Regions from separate parts of the Homo sapiens genome. Here region 1 is linked to region 2. A link is a loop called in an ENCODE intact Hi-C map of the cell type or tissue named here. Cell type or tissue: MCF 10A. All regions are shown on one strand. Links, peaks and the distances in the headings refer to the core of each region. The heading gives the core; the rest is flanking DNA.

Region 1 (11,173 bases), core at 5,141-10,140, 650 kb before region 2:
CAATCATCCCAGCATTTGGGGAGGCAGGTGGATCATTTAAGGCCAGGAGTTCAAGACCAGCCTGGCTAACATGGTGAAACCCTGTCTACTAAAAAATACAAAAAATAGCCAGGTGTGGTATCGGGTGCCTGTAATCCCAACTACTCGGGGGGCTAAGGCAAGAGAATCACTTGAGCCTAAGAGGTAGAGGTTGCAGTGAGCCGAGATCGTGCCACTGCACTCCAGCCTGGGCAACAGAGCAAGACTGTCTCAAAAAAAGGGCTTGAGGGAACTAGCTCGACCCTTCCACTTCTGCCTCGTGAGGACACAGCAAGAAGGCACCATTTTGGAAGCAGAAGGCAACCTTCACCAGGCACCAAATCTGCTGGCATCTTGATCTTGGTCTCCCCAGCCTCCAGAACTGTGAGAAATAAATTTCTTTTTAATTGTTTTTTCTTTTTAAAAAAATTTTGGCCAGGCGTGGTGGCTCATGCCTGTAATCCTAGCACTTTGGAAGGCCTCGGCAGGCGGATCACTTGAGATCAGGAGTCTGAGACCAGCCTGGCCAACATGGCAAAATCCCGTCTCTACTAAAAATACAAAAATTAGCCAGGCATAGGGGTGCACACCTGTAATCCCAGCTACTCAGGAGGCTGACGCAGGAGAATCCCTTGAACCCGGGAGGCGGAAGTTGCAGTGAGCCCAGATCGTGCCACTGCACTCCAGCCTGGGCCACAGTGTGAGACTCCTTCTCAAAAAAAAAAAAAAGTTTGTAACCTATTTATGTTATTTTGAGCAATTGTATACTAAAAATAATCCAAAAGAAATATTTAATACCTAGGGTTTTGTGGTCACCAGAAAAAAAAAAAAAAACTATATTAGGTTTTATAGTTTTAGGCCGCACCGGGCCTATGTTAAGTTTTCATTTGTAGTATATACATATTTTTGTTGCAGAGAAATAAGATAGCATGATCAATAAGACTGTTAGGCAAAAAAAAAAAAAAGGGGAAGAAAAAAATTTCATTAACATGACATTTGATGAGAGAGTGGAATGGAAATACGGGTTCTAGTACAAAAAAGATCATAAGTGTCTGACTTGTTCATGTGTTTGATACATGGATGGGAGGTTACATTGCTGTGGCATCTAGATTCCACCGAGTAATTAGACAAGCAATGCAACAGTGTTATCTTTTTTTTTTTTTTTTTTTTTTTGAGATGGAGTCTCGCTCTGTCACCCAGGCTGGAGTGCAGTGGCGAGGTCTCGGCTCACTGCAAGCTCCGCCTCCCGGGTTCACGCCATTCTCCTGCCTCAGCCTCCCAAGTAGCTGGGACTACAGGCGCCCGCCACCACACCCAGCTAATTTTTTTTTTTTTTTTTTGGATTTTTAGTAGAGACGGGGTTTCACCGTGTTAGCCAGGATGGTCTCGATCTCCTGACCTCGTGATCCGCCCGCCTCGGCCTCCCAAAGTGCTGGGATTACAGGTGTGAGCCACCGCGCCCGGCCCTACAGTGTTATCTTAAAGTGCAAAAATTATGTCTTTTGTGACCATTTAAACTCACAATGGGCAGGGCGAGGTGACTCACGCCTGTAATCCCAGCACTTTGGGAGGCCGAGGGGGACAGATCACCTGAGGTCAGGAATTCCAGACCAGCCTGGCCAGCATGGTGAAACCCCATCTCCACTAAAAATACAAAAATTAGCCAGACATGGTGGCATGTGCACCTGTAATCCCAGCTACTCGGGAGGCTGAGACAGGAGAATCTCTTGAATCTGGCAGGTGGAGGTTGCAGTGAGCCAAGATTGCGTCACTGCACTCCAGCCTGGGCAACAGGGTGAGACTCCATCTCAATAAATAAATAAATAAACTCACAATGAAAATTTTCAATGTTAATCTGATGTGTGAGCAAAAATGTGTGACAACCTCTGCCCAAATCATGCTCTGCCTGGCAGCCCCTTCCCCCTCCATCCTCCCGTCCGCGTCATGCTTTTTCTTGCAGGTGCTAGAAACCCCCTTCTGAATCAGCAGCTGCCAGGGAGGGACTTTGGAACTGATCTGGAGCCTGCATCCTGGCTAAATGGTATCCTCCCTCCCTGCCACCAGCCTCCTAGGTTGCTGCTGCTTCCCCGTCTCCCCACTTAAAATCCTGAGAGGCTCCTAGGCTCAGTTCCAGATCTTCTTTCTCTCCCCTCTCTCCCTGGGTGAGAGGCCCCCAACTTTCTCCAGGACCCATACCTGGCCACACCCAGGACACCTCTGGCTATTCCCTAGACAGCCCAGTAGCTGCACAGTTGAAATGGGAGCCTTGGTCACTTTCCCCAAACATGTCCCTCCCAGGAACACTTGAGCTCAGGAGTTTGAGACCAGCCTGGGCAACATAGCGAGACCCCATCTCTACAAAAAATACAAAAATTAGTCAGGCATGGTAGCTTGCACCTGTGGTCCCAGCTACTCAGGAGGCTGAGGTGGGAGGATCACCTGAGCCCAGGAGTTTGCAGTGAGCTGTGATTGTGCTGCTGCACTCCAGCCTGGGCAACAGAGTGAGACTCTGTCTCAAAAAAAAAAAAGTCCTTCCCACCGGGGTGTCTGTCACGGTAAGTGCAAACATCTTCACCCCATCCTCTCTGAGTCATTCTCCCTACAACAGGGACAGGTGGTCTTTTTACAAGGAACTGGGTCCTGCTATTCTTGCTTGGTACCTGTCGATGGCTTCCCAAAACCCTTGGGAAGAAAGGTGCCCTCCTTCCTCTGACCTCCCAGCCCCAGTGATGTGCACACTTTCCTCTCAGAGAGCCTTTCTCATCCCATAGCCTCCCTCGTTCTCATCCCACAGCCTCCCTCGTTCTCATCCCACAGGCTCCCTCGTTCTCAGGCCCCCCGCCCCTTCTCTCTCCTGCCTCGGAGTTTTCACATATAACGTGTTCTCAGCCTGGACTCTTGCCTCCAAGCCCCACACAGCTAACAGCTTCTAACCCTCAGCTCCAAGCCCACCTCCCCCGTCGACAGTAGACTTACTCCTACCCCCCAGGCACCTGCTCTCTCTCCTATCACCCCATCTGAGTCCTTGTTTATTGCCCTCCTCTCCCACTGCCACGAGAGCTTCAGGAGGGCAGGGACCTTGTCTTTTGTCCTCTGTGTCTCTAATTCCCAGAACTCTGACCAGGACACAGTAGGTGCTCCATAAATATGTGCTTGGTGTTCAAGGATAGAACACTCTCCAAGAGGACAGACTGATCTGCGGGCCAGGGATGCCTAAGGCCCTGCAGAGTAAGGGCCTGTCCCCACCATGAAGGACTGACCACACAAGGGCCAGGACATCCCCTTTGGGGACCCTCTGGGCATCTCTAATCCACCACAGGTCTCAGGAAACCTCTTCCCTGCTCCTCTCCTTCCCCTTGGAAATGAAAGGAGTTTACCTTAATTGAGCATCTAAGATTGAGCCAGGTGTCTTCATGACACCTTGTGAAACAAATGTTTCATTTGCAGGTGAGGGAACTACTGGGAGAAGCTAAGACAAGCCCCAGGCCAGGTGACTGCTCCAGGCCCAGCCTCTTCCCCTGACCTGCCACCTTCCCCAGGTGTCCTCCTGCTCCTCCCCATCCCATCCCTGCCTGTCCTGTTTCTCATACTCTAATGGGACTCGTTTCCCTGTTTGCTTGAATGTACGGTAACCTCGAAGGCAGGATTTGTTCTGTTCACCTGTAGTGCTTAGTGCGGTACTATGTCCAAGGCGTATGTCAAATATTTGTGAAAAACACACTCCCTTTCTGTCGGACAAAGAATTTTCCAAAATGCTGCCTCCGGAAGCAGACCCGCCTGAGTTTACATTCTGGCTGTCATGTTTCCTGTGTGACCCAGGGCAAGTCACCCACCTTCTCTGAGCCTCAGGCTTCTCATCCCTTCCAGTGCAGCGGGTTTAGTGCGGCTCCTATGTCATCATAAGCAAGTGCTGGGGGCCCTATGGCAGTGAACTCAATTTCTTTTGTGATCTCAGCTAAGTCCTTCTAGGTACTTTGCTTCAAAAACTCAAAAGCTAGCACCCCCAGGGGGGCTATTCTGCAGAGGTTAGGGAGGCTGCCTCCAAGCAGGCTCAATCTGATGGGCTTGGGGGACCTTTTCTCGGGCGGCAACTCTAGCCCCGTTACATGTCAGGAGTCGTGCCTTGGACATCTCTGCCTCTAGGGACCCCTCAGCAGTTCCACCACCCCAGGTACAGGAAAGCACAGTGGGGGTTTTCCATCCATGTTTCCTGCCCACCTCACATGTTTGGTGTCTTTTTTCTTTTTTTTGACATGGAGTTTTGTTCTTGTTGCCCAGGCTGGAGTGCAATGGCATGATCTTGGCTCATTGCAACCTCCGCCTCCTGGGTTCAAGCGATTCTTCTGCCTCAGCCTCCCGAGTAGCTGGGATTATAGGTACCCGCTGCCACACCCAGCTGATTTTTGTTTAGTAGAGATGGGGTTTCACCATGTTGGTCAGGCTGGTTTCAAACTCCTGAGCTCAGGTGATCCACCCGCCTCGGCCTCCCAACATGCTGGGATTACAGGCATGAGCCACTGCGCCTGGCTGTATAGTGAATTGTTTTTTTTTTTTTTGAGATGGAGTTTCACTCTTGTTGCCCAAGCTAGAGTGCAATGGCGCGATCTCGGCTCACAGCAACCTCCGCCTCCTGGATTCAAGCCATTCTCCTGCCTCAGCCTCCGGAGTAGCTGGTATTACAGGCATGCGCCATCCCCCCGGCTAATTTTGTATTTTTAGTAGAGATGGGGTTTCTCCATGTTGGTCAGGCTAGTCTCGAACTCCAGACCTCAGGTGGTCCGCCTGCCTCGGCCTCCCAAAGTGCTGGGATTACAGGCGTCAGCCACCGCGCCCGGCCTATATAGTGAAATTTTAAAGTGTATCAAAAGTTTCTATGATCATCATACTAGGTAGAATCAGCCATCACAAGAAGACAAACACTGTAAGATTCCACTTCTATGAGGTCCTTAGAGAAGTCAAAATCATACAGACAGAAAGTAGAAAGGTGGTTTCCAGAGGCTGGGGAAGGGGGGCTGTGGAGTTAGTGTTTAATGGAGACAAGAGCTTCAGTTTGGGAAGAGGAAAAGTTCTGGAGATGATTGGATGTCCAACAGGTGCATATGCTTAATGCCACTGAGTTGTACCCTGAAAAATGGTGAAGATGGTAAACTTTATATGATGTGTTTTTTAGCACAATTAAAATTCAAAAAAAATTTTTTTAAGTTCCTATGACCATGAGCCTCTGAATGTTAAAATTCCGAATTGAGTCAGCATTCCATTGATTACAGCTTGCCAAAATAGCACTGATATGTTTGTTTGTTTGTTTGTTTAGAGATAGGGTCTCACCCTGTCACCCAGGCTAGAGTGCAGTGGTGTGATCACCGCTCACTGCAGCTTCAACCTCTGAGGCAAAAGTGATCCTCCCACCTCAGCCTCCTGAGTAGCTTGGACTACAGGCGTGTGCCACTGTGCCCAGCTAATTTTTTATTTTTTGTAGAGATGGGTTCTCATTGTGTTGCCCAGGCTGGTCTCAAACTCCTGGGCTCAAGCAATCCTCCCGCCTCGGCCTCTAAGCGTTGGGATTACAGCCGTGAGCCACCATGCCCAGCAAAGGTATCTTTCAATAGATTTCAGGGTCCCACTTTCATGAAGAGCCACTGCTCTGCCCTGGTGCTGGTGGTGGTGGGATCTTGGCCTCTGTCACCCCTCCATTGATTGGCCTGAGGCAGTGACTTCCCAGGGTGCTGGAGCTGACCTCTTGGAGGTAGGTGGTCCTCAGGGAGGTCCAGGTGAAATTGGCTTAGCTGCTTTGTCACTGTGGGCACTGGTACTCCCCTCTCCTGGAAGATGGATGGTGGGAAGGGGGGTGCCTCTCTGCATTTTTCCCCATGTGGGCTCAGTAATCGCTTCCCAGTCCCCACAATTCGCTAAGCACCTGCTGCCCATCTCCCACTCTCTTAAGTAGCCAATTGCTCCATCAGTTGAAGTTCTTTGTTTCCAAACAACAGACGCTGACCGTGATTTGGGCTTTTTTAGGGTTTGTTAGAGGAGGTCAGGGTGACTCACAAAAATGTGAGAAATGACTGACCACATCTCAGGAAGAGCAGGGTCCCCGGGGTGTTGTCTAGGACTCAGGGGCAGGAGTTGGGGGACCTTTTGCTGGGACATTGCCCACAGGTGGATCAGGCTTGGCCACTTCCCATACCTGCATGCTTGGGTCCAACTTTGAGTTTGCAGAGAGAGGACCTGATTGGCCCAACCTGGGCTGGTTGACCTTGGATCAATGAGCCATGGGCTGGGGGTCGTTGTGCCTGGGTCTCCCCACCCCCAGTTAGTGCTACTGTAAATACTTGGATAACATTTTGTTCCCTTAAAAGTGTGGGTATTGGCCAGGCACGGTGGCTGATGCCTATAATCCCAGCACTTTGGGAGGCCGAGGCAGGCAGATCACCTGAGGTCAGGAGTTCAGGACCAGCCTGGCCAACATGATGAAACCCCATCTCTACTGAAAATACAAAAATTAGCCAGGTGTGGTGGCAGGTGACTGTAGTCCCAGCTACTCAAGAGGCTGAGGCAGGAGAATGGCGTGAACCCCAGGAGGTGGAGGTTGCAGTGACCCGAGATCGCACCACTGCACTCCAGTCTGGGCAACAGAGGGAGGCTCCATCTTAAAAAAAAAAACAAAACAAAACAACAACAACCAAAAAGAAAATTTACTGCTGTGAACAATGAAGACTGCTTAAGTCAAAAAGGCAAGAAGGACCTGTAGCTCTTCTTTTGGATTAGTTGCCATAACACTGTCCTTCAGGCAGCTGAGGGACTTTCACATTTTCTCTAGATGTCATTAGGTGCCAGAGCTCTTGCAGGACCACGTTGAAGCTTTATACAATAAATGCTGCCATTTTGTCAGCACCAATATGGCTCTTGGGTCCACTGCTCCATTCAAATTATTAACTCCGTTCACATTAATTCTTTTTTTTGAGACAGAGTCTTGCTCTGTTGTCCAGGCTGGAGTGCAGTGGTGCAATCTTGGCTCACTGCAACCTCTGCCTCCTGAGTTCAAGCGATTCTCATGTTTTAGCCTTCCGAGTAGCTGGGATTACAGGCGCCCGCCATCATGCCCAGCTAATTTTTAGTAGAGACGGGGTTTCACCATGTTGCCCAGGCTGGTCTTGAACTCCTGGCTTCAAGTGATCCACCCACCTCGGCCTCCCAAAGTGCTGGGATTGCAGATGTGAGCCATTGTGCCTGGTCTCATATTAATCTTTTTGTTACAAATCTTACCACGGGGGTGATTCCAGGTATTTAGGCCCACATTCTATTTTAAGACTGTATATTTGGTTTTCATAAATTGTCCGAGTCTGTGCTGGCTGTCGTCCTGTGTTGCTAGAAGGCCAGCATATTACTCATCTCACACTCGTTCCCATTCTCCTTACTCTTTCTTTCTTTCTTTCTTTTTTCTCTTTTTTTTTTCTTTAGATGGAGTCTCGCTCTCTCGCCAGGCTGGGGTGCAGTGGTGTGATCTCAGCTCACTGCAACCTCCACCTCCCGAATTCAAGCGATACTCCTGCCTCGGCCTCCCAAGTAGCTGGGATTACAGGCATGCGCCACCATGCCCGGCTAATTTATTTTTGTATTTTTAGTAGAGACGGGATTTCACCATGTTGGCCAGGATGGTCTCAATCTCTTGACCTTGTGATCCGCCCGCCTCGGCCTCCCAAAGTGCTGGGATTACAGGCATGAACCACTGCGCCTGGCCACTCTCCTTACTCTTTCTATCATTGCTGTCCAGAAGCATTGCCTATGACATTTAAATTGTCAATCCAAAACATTCAAAACTACCAGCTTACTCGTCGAGGCCATCATAAATGGAAAGAAGGCCTGGGAAAGGTGTGGAAGGGTGATTCAGCTGCAGAGAGGGCTCTGGACTTAGGTTTCGCAGCTGACTGTGACTTTCAGGACCAGAGACAGCGCCCCGGATCCACACCCATTTCCCACCCAGCGTCAGACTTGAGGATTTTAAAGAGAGGTGTCCTTGTGCTGATAGACGGGAAACTGCCCACAGCTGGGAGACTTCATGTGCTCACACCAAGAAGGCACTAGAGGGTGCTGGTGAGCTGCAGGTTTGAGGACCTGCAGCTGGGCTTATCTGCAACCTCCAGATGGGCTAAAAACAACAACAACTTAACAGAAAAAGTTCAAAAGTCTAGATTATTTAACATGTCAACAGTTCCACTGGGCGCTGTGGCTCACACCTGTAATCCCAATACGTTGGGGGGCCAGGGTGGGTGGATTGCTCGAGTCCAGGAGTTTGAGACCAGCCTGGGCAACATGGCGAAACCCCGTCTCTACTATAAACTACAAAATTTAGCCGGATGTGGTGGCGAGTTCCTGTAGTCCCAACTACCCGGGAGGCTGAGGTGGGAGGATTGCTTCAGCCTGGAGGTCAAGGCTGCAGTGAGCCGTGATCACGCCACTGCACTCCAGCCTGAAGGCAGAGCCAGACCCTGTCTCAAAAAAAAAAGTCAAAAGTTTACATTAAATTCTGTTCTCATCCAAATGTTAGTGCCTCTATCTTTCAGGGGGCCTTCCAAGGGGTACATGATATTTGGCATTCTCCTTTTCTTGTTTGGTATTTTGTGTATCAATATTACACAGTTTATTTCTATGCAACCTTTTTGTTTCGTCGTTTTGTTTTTTGAGACAGGGTCTCACCATGTTGCCCAGATTGGAGTGCAGTGGCTATTCACAGGTGTGATCATAGCTCACTGCAGCCTTGAACTCCTGGCTTCACACAATCCTCCTGCCTCAGCCTCCAGAGTAGCTGGGATTACACGTGCATGCCACCATGTGTGGCCTATTTCTATGAAATCTTTTTTTTTTAAATACAGGATCTCACTCTATCACCCAGGCTGGAGTGCAGTGATGGCTCAAGATCCCAGGCTCAGGCAATCCTCCCACCTCAGCCTCCGGAGTAGCAGGGATTATAGGCATGTGCCATCATGCCTGGCTAATTTTTGTATTTGTAGTAGAGACAGGGTTTTGCCATGTTGCCCAGGATGATGGTCTCGAACTCCTGAGCTCAGGCAATCCCCCTGCCTTGGCCTCTCAAAGTGCTGGGATTACAGGCATGAACCACTGAGCCCAGCCCTATTCCTATGAAATCTTAAGATCATAGAATATCGCATGTGCTTTCACACTGCTTTATTGAGGTATCATTGACACAGAACAAACTGCACATATTTAAAGTGTGCAATTTGCAGCGCCCAGCTCTACTAAAAATAGAAAAATTAGCTGGGTGTGGCGGCGAGCACCTGTAATCCCAGCTACTTGGGAGGCTGAGGCAGGAGAATCACCTGAACCCGGGACGTGGACTTGGCAGTGAGCCCAGATCGTGCCACTGCACTCCAGCCTGGGCGACAAGAGTGAAATTCCATCTCAAAAAAAAAAAGTGCAATTTGCTAAGTTTTGACATTTGTACGCACCCATGCAACCATCGCCACAAACAAGGTCGTGAACATACCCACCATGCCCAGAAGATTCCTTGTGCCACCTTGTCATCCCTTTCTCTTGTCTCTCCCCTCACGTTCTCTCCCTGTCAACCACCGATCTCGTTCTGTCACTATAGATTAGTATATTTGTTATAGATGGTTACAAATATTATTATTAGATAGATAGTGTTTTATTTATGAAATGCTTGCTCAGTGCCAGGCTCTGGGAGCGTTACAGTCATTATCTCATTTAAATCCAGAGCAACCCTGTGAGGTAGCGGATTGGAAATCTGCATTTTGCAGGCAAAGAAGGTGACTTGCAGAGAAATGAAGTCACTTGCCCAAGGGAGTTCCTAAACATCTAGAAAGTGCTGTTGGGAGGCCGAGGCGGGGGATCACGCGGTCAGGTGTTTGAGACCAGCCTGACCAACATGGTGAAACCCCATCTCTACTAAAAATACAAAAAATTAGCCGGGCATGGTGGTGCGCGCCTGTAATCCCAGCTGCTTAGGAGGCTGAGGCAGGAGAATTGCTTGAACCCAGGAGGCAGACATTGCAGTGAGCCGAGATAGCGCCACTGCACTCCAGCCTGGGCGACAGAGTGAGACTCCGTCTCAAAAAAAAAAAAAAAGAAAGAAAAGAAAAAAAGAAAGTGCTGGAGCCAGGACAGACGCTGGGCTCATGTGGGGGCTCCACCCCAGTGTCCTGACTCTTTCCCCCAACAGTCCAACAGGGAGGAGCACAATGCCTGGGTTCCAATTCCACCTCTGCCATGATCATGAACATGACCCTGGGCTGGTTGCCCAACCCCTCTAGGTCTCAGTTTCCTCGTTGGTGGCATGGTTGTCCTTACCTTATAGGGTTGCCTGAGGGTCACTTAAGATGATGAGTGTGGAGGCCTCTCAGCAGAGAGCTTTCAGGACAGACCAGTAAACAAGTGACCATGGTGTGGGATGCAAGTACGGTGAGACGGACGTGCAGGAATCTGAGATAATAAGGGGATGGCTAGCGGCCAGGCGCGGTGGCTCACGCCTGTAATCCCAGCACTTTGGGAGGCTGAGGCAGGCGAATCATGAAGTCAGGAGTTTGAGACCAGCCTGGCCAACATGGTGAAACCCTGTCTCTACTAAAAATACACAAAATTAGCCGGGTGTAGTGGCAGGTGCCTGTCATCCCAGCTACTTGGGAGGCTGAGGGAGGAGAATCTCTTGAACCTGGGAGGTGGAGGTTGCAGTGAGCTGAGATTTCACCACTGCACTCCAGCCCAGGTGACAGAGTGAGACTCCGTCTCAAAAAAAAAAATAGATAAATAAATAAATAAGGGGGTGGCTGTTGTGGGAGCCAAGTCTTCCAGGAAGTTCTCTCCTTGAACTCTGGGCCACTATCATCCATTCTACTCACGTTGGAAATGCATCCCCTATCTACTTGTGGCCGGGGGCTTCCTCTTTGTCAGGTGTTGGGACTCAACAGTCAATAAGAAAGACTTGGCACCACCCACCAGGACTCCCACCTGGTCGGGAGGTGGGGGCAGAGGGGCAAGTCCCCAGCAATTACAGTCCAGTGGGATCAGTGCTGTGCTGGGGGAAATACAGGCACATATTGTCCATTTTGCTTTCATAATCCCTCCAGGCTTCGTTCCTCCAAGCTCTCCCAACCTTACCTGAGATACTCCTGCTGTCCCATGG
Region 2 (7,882 bases), core at 10-5,009:
CCCCAGACCCATGCTGCAGAAGGAAGACTCTGCAAAGAGGCTGAATCTGGCAAAGAAACAGAGACTTGGAAGGTTCTAGAAACATGCGGGTGTCAGGGGAGACTGGGTTATTTTTTGAAGGAGAAAAGATAAGCCAGAAACGCTCTCCAAAAAGGGGCATCAGTTCACCACAAGAGCCCTCAGGAGCCCCCACTCTTGAGCCATGGGCTGCCACCTGGTGACCCACTCCTGGCAGGCCTCTTACTTCTCTAGTAAGGGCAACTGTGACAAAACTTTTAAGATTTAAGTCAAAAAAAACCTGTCATTTTATCCCCCTCATTTCCCTCCCCTGGCCCAGGTTCCCAAAAAGCCCATCCAAACACCCATGTTCAGGAGCAAGGACAACAGGCTCCTCCCTCCCCTCCTCTTCTCTCCCAGGCTCCACCACAGCCAGGCAAGAGCCCGAGGCACCCAACAGAGACAAAGCCCACTCTGGTCCCTGGGGGCCTTGTCTTGGACCACTCGCTTCACTCAGAATCACCCCAGGCTCTCTCCTCCAGGAGGGCAGCCAGGCACCCCGAGCCTACAGGGGCCTCACCTCTGGGGAGCTTTGTTTCAACTGCCCTGCTCAACCACACTCCACCCCCAGCCCCTCCCCCACCTCCCCACCCTACCCCACCCCTTCCCCAGTCTGCAGGCTCCAGCCCTGTGCACACTTCCAGGCCCAGGAAAGCTCAGGGAGCATGGAGCTGTGTAACCAGTTTCACTCTCTGGACAGGGCCCTCTGAGCAAGCAACCAGGAGGCACCCTGTCGGCTTTGTCGGCTTTGTCTGCCAGGGGCCTGCCCGGCAAGGGCTCCGAGGCAAAGGCAGGCAGATGGGCACTGGAAGACAAGAGCCCCTGCCTCCTGGCCAGCCTCGCCTACCAGGGCCAAAGAACAGATCCTCAAAAGGCCTCTGGCAGAGCCAGGGCTAGGCCCATGTCCTGGAGCTCCAGTGGCCCTGGGCCCCTACACACAGAAAGGCCAGAGAGGTAGTTTCTTTGGAGGGGCTGCAGGCTGCCCCCAGGCCTTCAGTACCCCAGGGTCTCCCTAAGTCCTTCAGGGAGGTTACAGTCCTTTGCCTGTAACTCTGGCAAAGGAAAACAGACGAGTGGGAGAAAAAGGAATCGGGGCTGGAAGACAAAGAAAAAATTAGCTCATTCTAGCCACAAAGGGAGAAGAGAAAGAACCAGAATGAGCGAGCGAGCTGCAGCCCGCAGTGACCCCAGGGGAATCGTGTGAGTCAGAGCAGCCATATTGAGCAGGAAATTACTCACAGACGCTGCGTTCCTGCCTCTCCACTCCCCAGAGAATCGGCCTTTTGTAAATGGCTCCTCTGTCAGTAACTGGGGGGATGGGCGGGGGTGGGGAGGCTCTGCACAGCGCCTTCCTGTCAGCTCCTTCCCTTCCAGCTGAAATCTGATCCCTCCCTTCCCAAAACTCCAAATTTAGAAGCCAGATTGAAACTGAAATTCTTTTCCTGCCTGCCCTGGGCTCTTAAAGGCGCCAGGGCTGCATTTACAGAGGCTGTAGAGGCCCTGCAAGGTGGGGTCCCTCACCTAGGATGCCCACGGGTATCAGGGCAGTCTTGGCATGAGACCCTGAAAGGGCTGCCTGATTCCACTCCCAAGTTCTCGGTGTTTTAGTTAATCTCCCAGTTAAAAGAGCACCATGGTGAATCCAGGGTCTCCAGAGGAAACACTGCCTCCTTCCCAAGCAAGGCGTACAGAACTCCATGCAAGCCTCCAGGTCCCCAGTGAGCTAGGCCAGGCCACTCACCAACTAGGGACTGCAAAATGCTGCTCACTGCTCCGAGGTGGAAGAGGGTGGGCGCTCTGGAGAACCAACACAACGTGTGCTGCAACCAGCGGCCACGTGGCAAGATGGGCCCTTGCTGCAGCCACCCCGGCTCCTGGGCACACTCCTCCTAGGGTCTACTGTTGAACACCATGCCCAAGAGCCTAGACCCAAAGTGAAAACCCGGACCTGTGGAGAAGGTGCGGAACAGCCAACAACTCTAGGCACGCCCTCCCCTCCCTGTTCCTTCTGCTGCCTCAAATAAATGTCACCAAACCCTCTCCAAGTTCAGTGTGCCTCTCCTGCCACCTAGTGGCTACTTTGAGATTTCCTCTACTGGAGGAACTGGGTCCCAAACTTTGGAAAAGCTTTTGGGGTGTTTATACCAACAAAATCAACCAACCAACTAAAGACAAAATTTTACCATGGAATCAATTCCCAAAATCCTGGAGGCCAGGCCTGGCATGCCTCCTAGTTAGAATACCGACAGGGACCCAGAGGCCTGGCCAGCCGCCGGGGGAGCCCAAACAGCTCAGCCTTTCAGCCACACCCAAGAACTCAGTGTGGCATCTGCACCCTTCTTCCCACCCTGCTCCTCCAGCTTATCCTGAGGTCCCCCAGGGCTCCGCAGACCCCCACATTCCACTCCACAGAGAGCAGCGCGTGACTGGCTTTCAAGGCAGTGAGCCAGGCTGCCCCCAAGTCCTCCCGACCTTGGGCCTGCCACACTGCTGAGGGCAGCAGATCTCCGGGAATGAAGTGGTGGCCGCCCAGCCGTCAGTCCCGGCTCCATTTGCTGACTTGGAAAAAATGTGTCATTCCCCTCTGGCCTCTGGAGTTTGGCAGAAGCCTGAGCCGAATGTTGACCAGGAAGAGCCTGGAGCCAAGGCTGCTGGTTATAACCCAGCTTTCTCCACCTCGTCGGGGGCTCAGAATACACAGCCCGGACGGAGAGCAGCCCCCGTGGCCAGCATCCACAGGCCTGCTAGGAACCTCACTGAGGCAGCAGACATCCGTGCTGGTGTCGGGAAAGGGACTGAGGAGGGATAGAACTCTCAAACCCTCTCCAGATAGCTGAGCGAGGGCGCCCTTTGGAAACTGGGGCATGGGGATGGCAGAGAGGATGAGAAGTCCTAACACCTCCCTCAAGAGAGGTCCAGAGAGCAGAGGGTCCCCAGCTTTCCTGTGCAGTCGCCTGGCACGTGTGTTTAGATGCAGGTTCCTGGCTCTTGTCCCCTAAGATTCTGATGCAATAAGCTGGGATGGAGGGCCCAGGAATGTGCGTTTTAACAAACACACTAGGAGATCTCGCACAAGTGGTCCAGGGCCCACTGCAAGGAATCCTGCCTTGGTGAGACAATAACTTCCAGTTCCAGAACCCAGCCGTGGGGCTGGCTATCCAGTGACTGCCACCACAGGCCAGGCCTGCGCACTCCCACTCCAGCACTTTGCTCGGGCCCACGTCCTCAGGCACTGACAGAGACGTGTCCCTTCGACAGAAAAGCTGTCTGCACCAGAAGTTCGCTCCATCTCCTCTGGTGGTTTCATTTTACACATCCACAGCACATGGTTCTACAGACCCTTGTGGGGCCCCACCGAAAGATGCTGACCCTCCCCCACAAACCTCCGCCCGCCCCGACCCTTTCAGACCTGCTGCAGCAGTCACCAAGGCCAGTTAGTGACCAAGTCTTAGACCCTCATCTCAAGACTCCTGTGGTGTTCAGGAGAAACTGAAGGAGAACTGGGCGGAGGACCTGACAGTCAGCAGCGGCTCTTTCGGAAGAGGCCCAGTGGTGCTTCCTTTTCAATAACCCGCTCCGGCCGGCCCTGCCATTTTGGGCAGCAGCTCTGGCTCTTCTGATCCACTGTAAGGCCACCAGCCTTGGTTCATCTGAGCCTGGAGGCAGCCATGGGCTTCTCTCTCACCCCTCCTCCTCACCTCGGTAATAAACAGGATACACTCCAGGAACATGTAGTCCTTGTGGTTCTCATTCACGGCCTTCTCATCCACAAAGTGTCTGGGCTCCAGGTATGGGTGGTCTGGGAAAAGGAATGGGCCCCAGCATTCAGAACCAGGCCCCACGACTACCTGGGCAACCCGGCCCAGCAGTCACACCCCCCCAGGGGCCTCAGTCCTGCCCGTGGTGCCCTCAACACCTCACCTTGAAGGAGCAATAAGTAACTCTGGGTTTGTGTATTCTAATGTGCTAAGCTCTAGCTGCATGGCGTTGGACGCATGACTTCAGCCTGCCAAGGTTCAGTTTCCTCACCTGGACACTGGGGACAAGAAGAGCACCTCCTCCTAGGGGCCATGACAACAATTACCACACCTACAGCACTCAGTATGGTGCCTGGTGCAGGTGCCAGTCAGCAGAGCCGGCTTCATGCTGGCAGACCCTTCGCAGTGTCACTGAGAAGATTCGGGGAGGCAATGCACCCGAGGCCACAACTAATGGTCATTTATGAATATCAGTCTGTAGGCAGTTCATTCTTCATCAAAATAGAGATGATCACCTACGCCCATCCTGAAAACTAGCTTCAAGAGTTGGGGAGTCACCAGAGCAGGCCTCTCTGAGCCCCACAGGAAGCAGGCCCACCACCCAGCACTTGGCGGCTGCTCCCTAACGGGCCCCTTTGCACACAGCTCGATAATAACAGTGGATGACACTGGTCACCAAATCAAAAGGGTCCCTCATTTTCAACATAAAACCCCACAGCTGCTGCCAGGAGCTGGGGCGCATTTCACACCAGTCCATTATGCACCAGGCGTGCGCCCTTGCTCCAGCCCATGTCACTTCCCATTATCTTGGTGGCGCTTGGCCTCCGCCTCCTCCAGCCCACCACACGGGCTCTCACAGCAGAAGGTCGACAGTAAACAGCCTCCCTCAATAGCTGGTCTAATGCCCTGCTTTCCAAGCTGTCACTGTCTGCCCTGGGCAGGAAGAAGGGAAGGAGGGAGCGCAGGAGGGGCAGGGGAGGGCCACAGAACGCAGCCTTGGTTGGGGGTGGAGGGATAGGCACCTCCCGCTCTAGTACCTATCAGCTGCGAACTGCCCCAGATGAAGGGCAGAAACTGGAAGTCATCCAGACCCCACACTCCCTGGCTGCCGGCTGGCTCCATCCTGTATGTTTTCTGGAGTTTCCGCATAACCTCAAGGTACCTGCACAGGAGGACAGGGAAAGGGAAGGTAGCAAAAAGTAAAAAGACAGTCTCACCCTTTCGGCCACTGGGAGCACAAGGAGACCCCAAAATAACCACTGAAGAGTGTTAACTGGTCTCAATTTCAATAATGTAGCTTTATTTCCCCCAACAAACACTCAGCCATCTTTTGGCTCAGGAAAGGCATAAAAATCACTGATTAAGGGCCCGGGCACGGTGGCTCACGCCTGTAATCCCAGCACTTTGGGAGGCCGAGGCAGGCGGATCACAAGGTCAGGAGATCGAGACCATCCTGGCCAACACGGTGAAACCCCGTCTCTACTAAAAATCCAAAAAATCAGCCAGGTGTGGTGGTGGGCGCCTGTGGTCCCAGCTACTCTGGAGGCTGAGGCAGGAGAATGGCATGAACCCAGGAGGCAGAGCTTGCAGTGAGCCGAGATCTCTCCACTGCACTCCAGCCTGGGCGACAGAGCAAGACCCTGTCTCAAAAAAAATAAACAAATAAATAAATAAAAAATCACTGATTAGGAAGGTGGGTTTTGGTGCCATCAACTCCTGACAACTTGTAAAACCCTGGGCAGGGCCTCAGCCTCTCCAGCCTCAGTTGGCCTGTCTGAAAGCTAACACAAGTCCCAGCAGGTTATCTCCTAGGTTCTTCTGGTTCCAACCTTCTATATTATCAGAGGCTGCATATCAACCACCTGTGAAGCATCGAGCACTGCTCCTGGGCTCCGTCACAGGCCTGCTGCAGCAGCACTGCTAGACTGGGGCCCGCAATGGGGATTTTAAGAGCTCTGGGTAACTGATCCACATCAGTGCTGCCCAGCGACTGGCTTGGGTGGTGTGGGGCAGCAGGTCAGAGTCTGACTACCTGGGTTCAGCTGGCGTGAACCCAGTGAAGACACCGGATATCTCTGTGCCTCAGTTTCCTCATATGTAAAATGGAAATAACAGTTGCTATTTCATAGGGTTGTTGTTAGAATTAATGAGTTATACATAAAGTGCTTAGAATTCTTCCTCCATATGGTCAACACTGTGTCAATACTGGCAGACATTATGTGACAATTCTTTTTTTTTTTAAGACAGAGTCTCACTCTGTCACCCAGGCTGGAGTACAGTGGCACGATCTCAGCTCACTGCAACCTCCGCCTCCTGGGTTCAAGCAATTCTTCTGCCTCAGCCTCCTGAGTAGCTGGAATTACAGGCGAGTGCCACCACGCCCAGCTAATTCTTGTATTTTTAGTAGAGACGGGGTTTCATCATGTTGGCCAGGCTGGTGTCGAACACCTGACCTCGTGATCCGCCTGCCTGGGCCTCCCAAAGTCCTGGGATTACAGGCGTGAGCCACCGCGCCCGGCCTATGTGACAATTCTTTCACTTGCTTTTACTTGGAGGTTAATTTGAACCTGTTGGAAAAAAGGCTTGGACACTCCATCCACAGCCAGAGCTTGATTAGGACAGGACAAGAGAACCATGAGCTACTCAGGAGAACCCTAGAGCACCCCATTTCCCAGTTTGAGGAGGAAACAGATGGCCCCTCACGCCCCCTCCTCCAACCCTCCTGTCCTTTCTCTCACCGATTGAACACCTTGAAGACAATAGCTATTTGGTCATCCACCCGGAGCACCCCAATCTTGCAGAGACAGCAGAGGAAAGCAGCGAAGGCTGCCTCATGCCCTGGAGGAGAAAAACAACCAGCGTTGACAGTAGTCCAGGTAAAGGACTGGGATTGTTTTAGTCTCCCAGAATCCGAATCATTGATAAGTGCCCCTCTGAGGAGGGTGGTCAACATGGAGACAATGAGACCTCTTCCCCATTCAGAAAGACTTGCTAGGCCCTTTCCTTTCAAGAACTATAATACCAGTACTGGCCGTGCATGGTGGCTCATGCCTGTAATCCCAGCACTTCAGGAGGCTGAGGCAGGCAGCTTGCTTGAGCTCAGGAGTTTGAGATCAGCCTGGCCAACATGGCAAAACCCTGTCTCTACAAAAAATACAAAAATTAGCCAGACATGGTGGCATGTGCCTGTGGTCCCAACTACTCAGGAGGCTGAGATGGAGGATCTCCTGAGCCCAGGAGGTTGAGGCTGCAGTGAGCCATGATAAGGCCACTGCACTCCAGCCTGGGTGACAAAGTGAGACTGTCTCAAAAAAAAAAAAAAAAAAAAAAAAAAAAGAACTACCAGTACTATAATTCCACTCGTAAAAGACCCGGGCTGGACATTTACATTTCATTACGTAGGTTTAACTCACTCAGCAATTCCACCATATTTACTGAGCACCTACTATGTAAGCAGTCACTGTCCATGTTACGCACTAGGAGACAGTGACAAGTAAGTCCTTGCCCTCAGAAAGTTTATGATCTATCAGGGACAACAGACATTATAAATATACAGTCACTACTATGATTCCAGCTCTGAAGGAGAAAGACAGGGTACTAACTGGAGGATATCACAGAAGGACCCTGACGTAAGGGTTCAAGGTTTCCCCTAAGGAAGTAACATCTAATCTGAAATCTGAAAGATGTGAGCTGGCAAGGCAAAGGGAGTGAGGGAAGCAAGAAATGCATTCTAGCCAGAAGGAATAGCATGTGCACAGGCCTTGAGGCAAGAAAAAGTTTGATCTGTTTGAGGAACACTAAGGAGGCCAGTATGTCGAAGGCAGTGAGAGCAAGGGAGAACGTGTAATGACAGGAGGCTACAGGTCACATGGGCCTTTTGGCCATAGGAAAGAGCTCAGACTTTACCCTAAGAGCAATAGGGAGCCACTGCAGGCTTCTAAGCAGGGAACACATGATCAGATTACAGGGTGAAAAAGTATCCTCCTTCCTTTCCCAGTCATATCAAACAGGAATGGTCTGCACTGTAGGAACAACTCACTGGACTGTGATTGAATCCCATTGTTCAC

What was found. A loop is a pair of places that touch in the nucleus more often than their neighbours do. Peaks named below come from ENCODE experiments on the same cell type or tissue, not always from the same donor. Only the 100,000 strongest peaks of a DNase experiment are listed, where the experiment ranks them.
Region 1: a loop joins it to region 2, with 16 times the contacts of the local background. A loop is called at or near these places in 76 of 110 quality-filtered maps.

Annotation. Positions count from the first base shown.
Region 1 is chr9:129,787,422-129,798,594 of GRCh38, reverse strand. It overlaps the pseudogene UBE2V1P4. Among named protein-coding and RNA genes, the nearest start is that of TOR1B, 10 kb to the left of the region's middle. RefSeq lists a silencer at 7,871-8,165 and an enhancer at 8,156-8,345. In MCF 10A, for the core only: a CTCF peak has its summit at 8,099 (motif pointing right); a DNase peak (open chromatin) is centred at 8,044.
Region 2 is chr9:129,133,566-129,141,447 of GRCh38, reverse strand. It overlaps PTPA (protein phosphatase 2 phosphatase activator), which reads right to left. Exons shown (of 10, transcript NM_178000.3): 6 at 6,554-6,653; 7 at 4,853-4,977; 8 at 3,756-3,856. Among named protein-coding and RNA genes, the nearest start is that of PTPA, 26 kb to the right of the region's middle. RefSeq lists enhancers at 1-47, 445-1,074, 1,155-1,314, 1,605-1,654, 1,075-1,702 and 3 more and a silencer at 505-554. In MCF 10A, for the core only: a CTCF peak has its summit at 2,140 (motif pointing left); DNase peaks (open chromatin) are centred at 737, 1,337 and 2,087.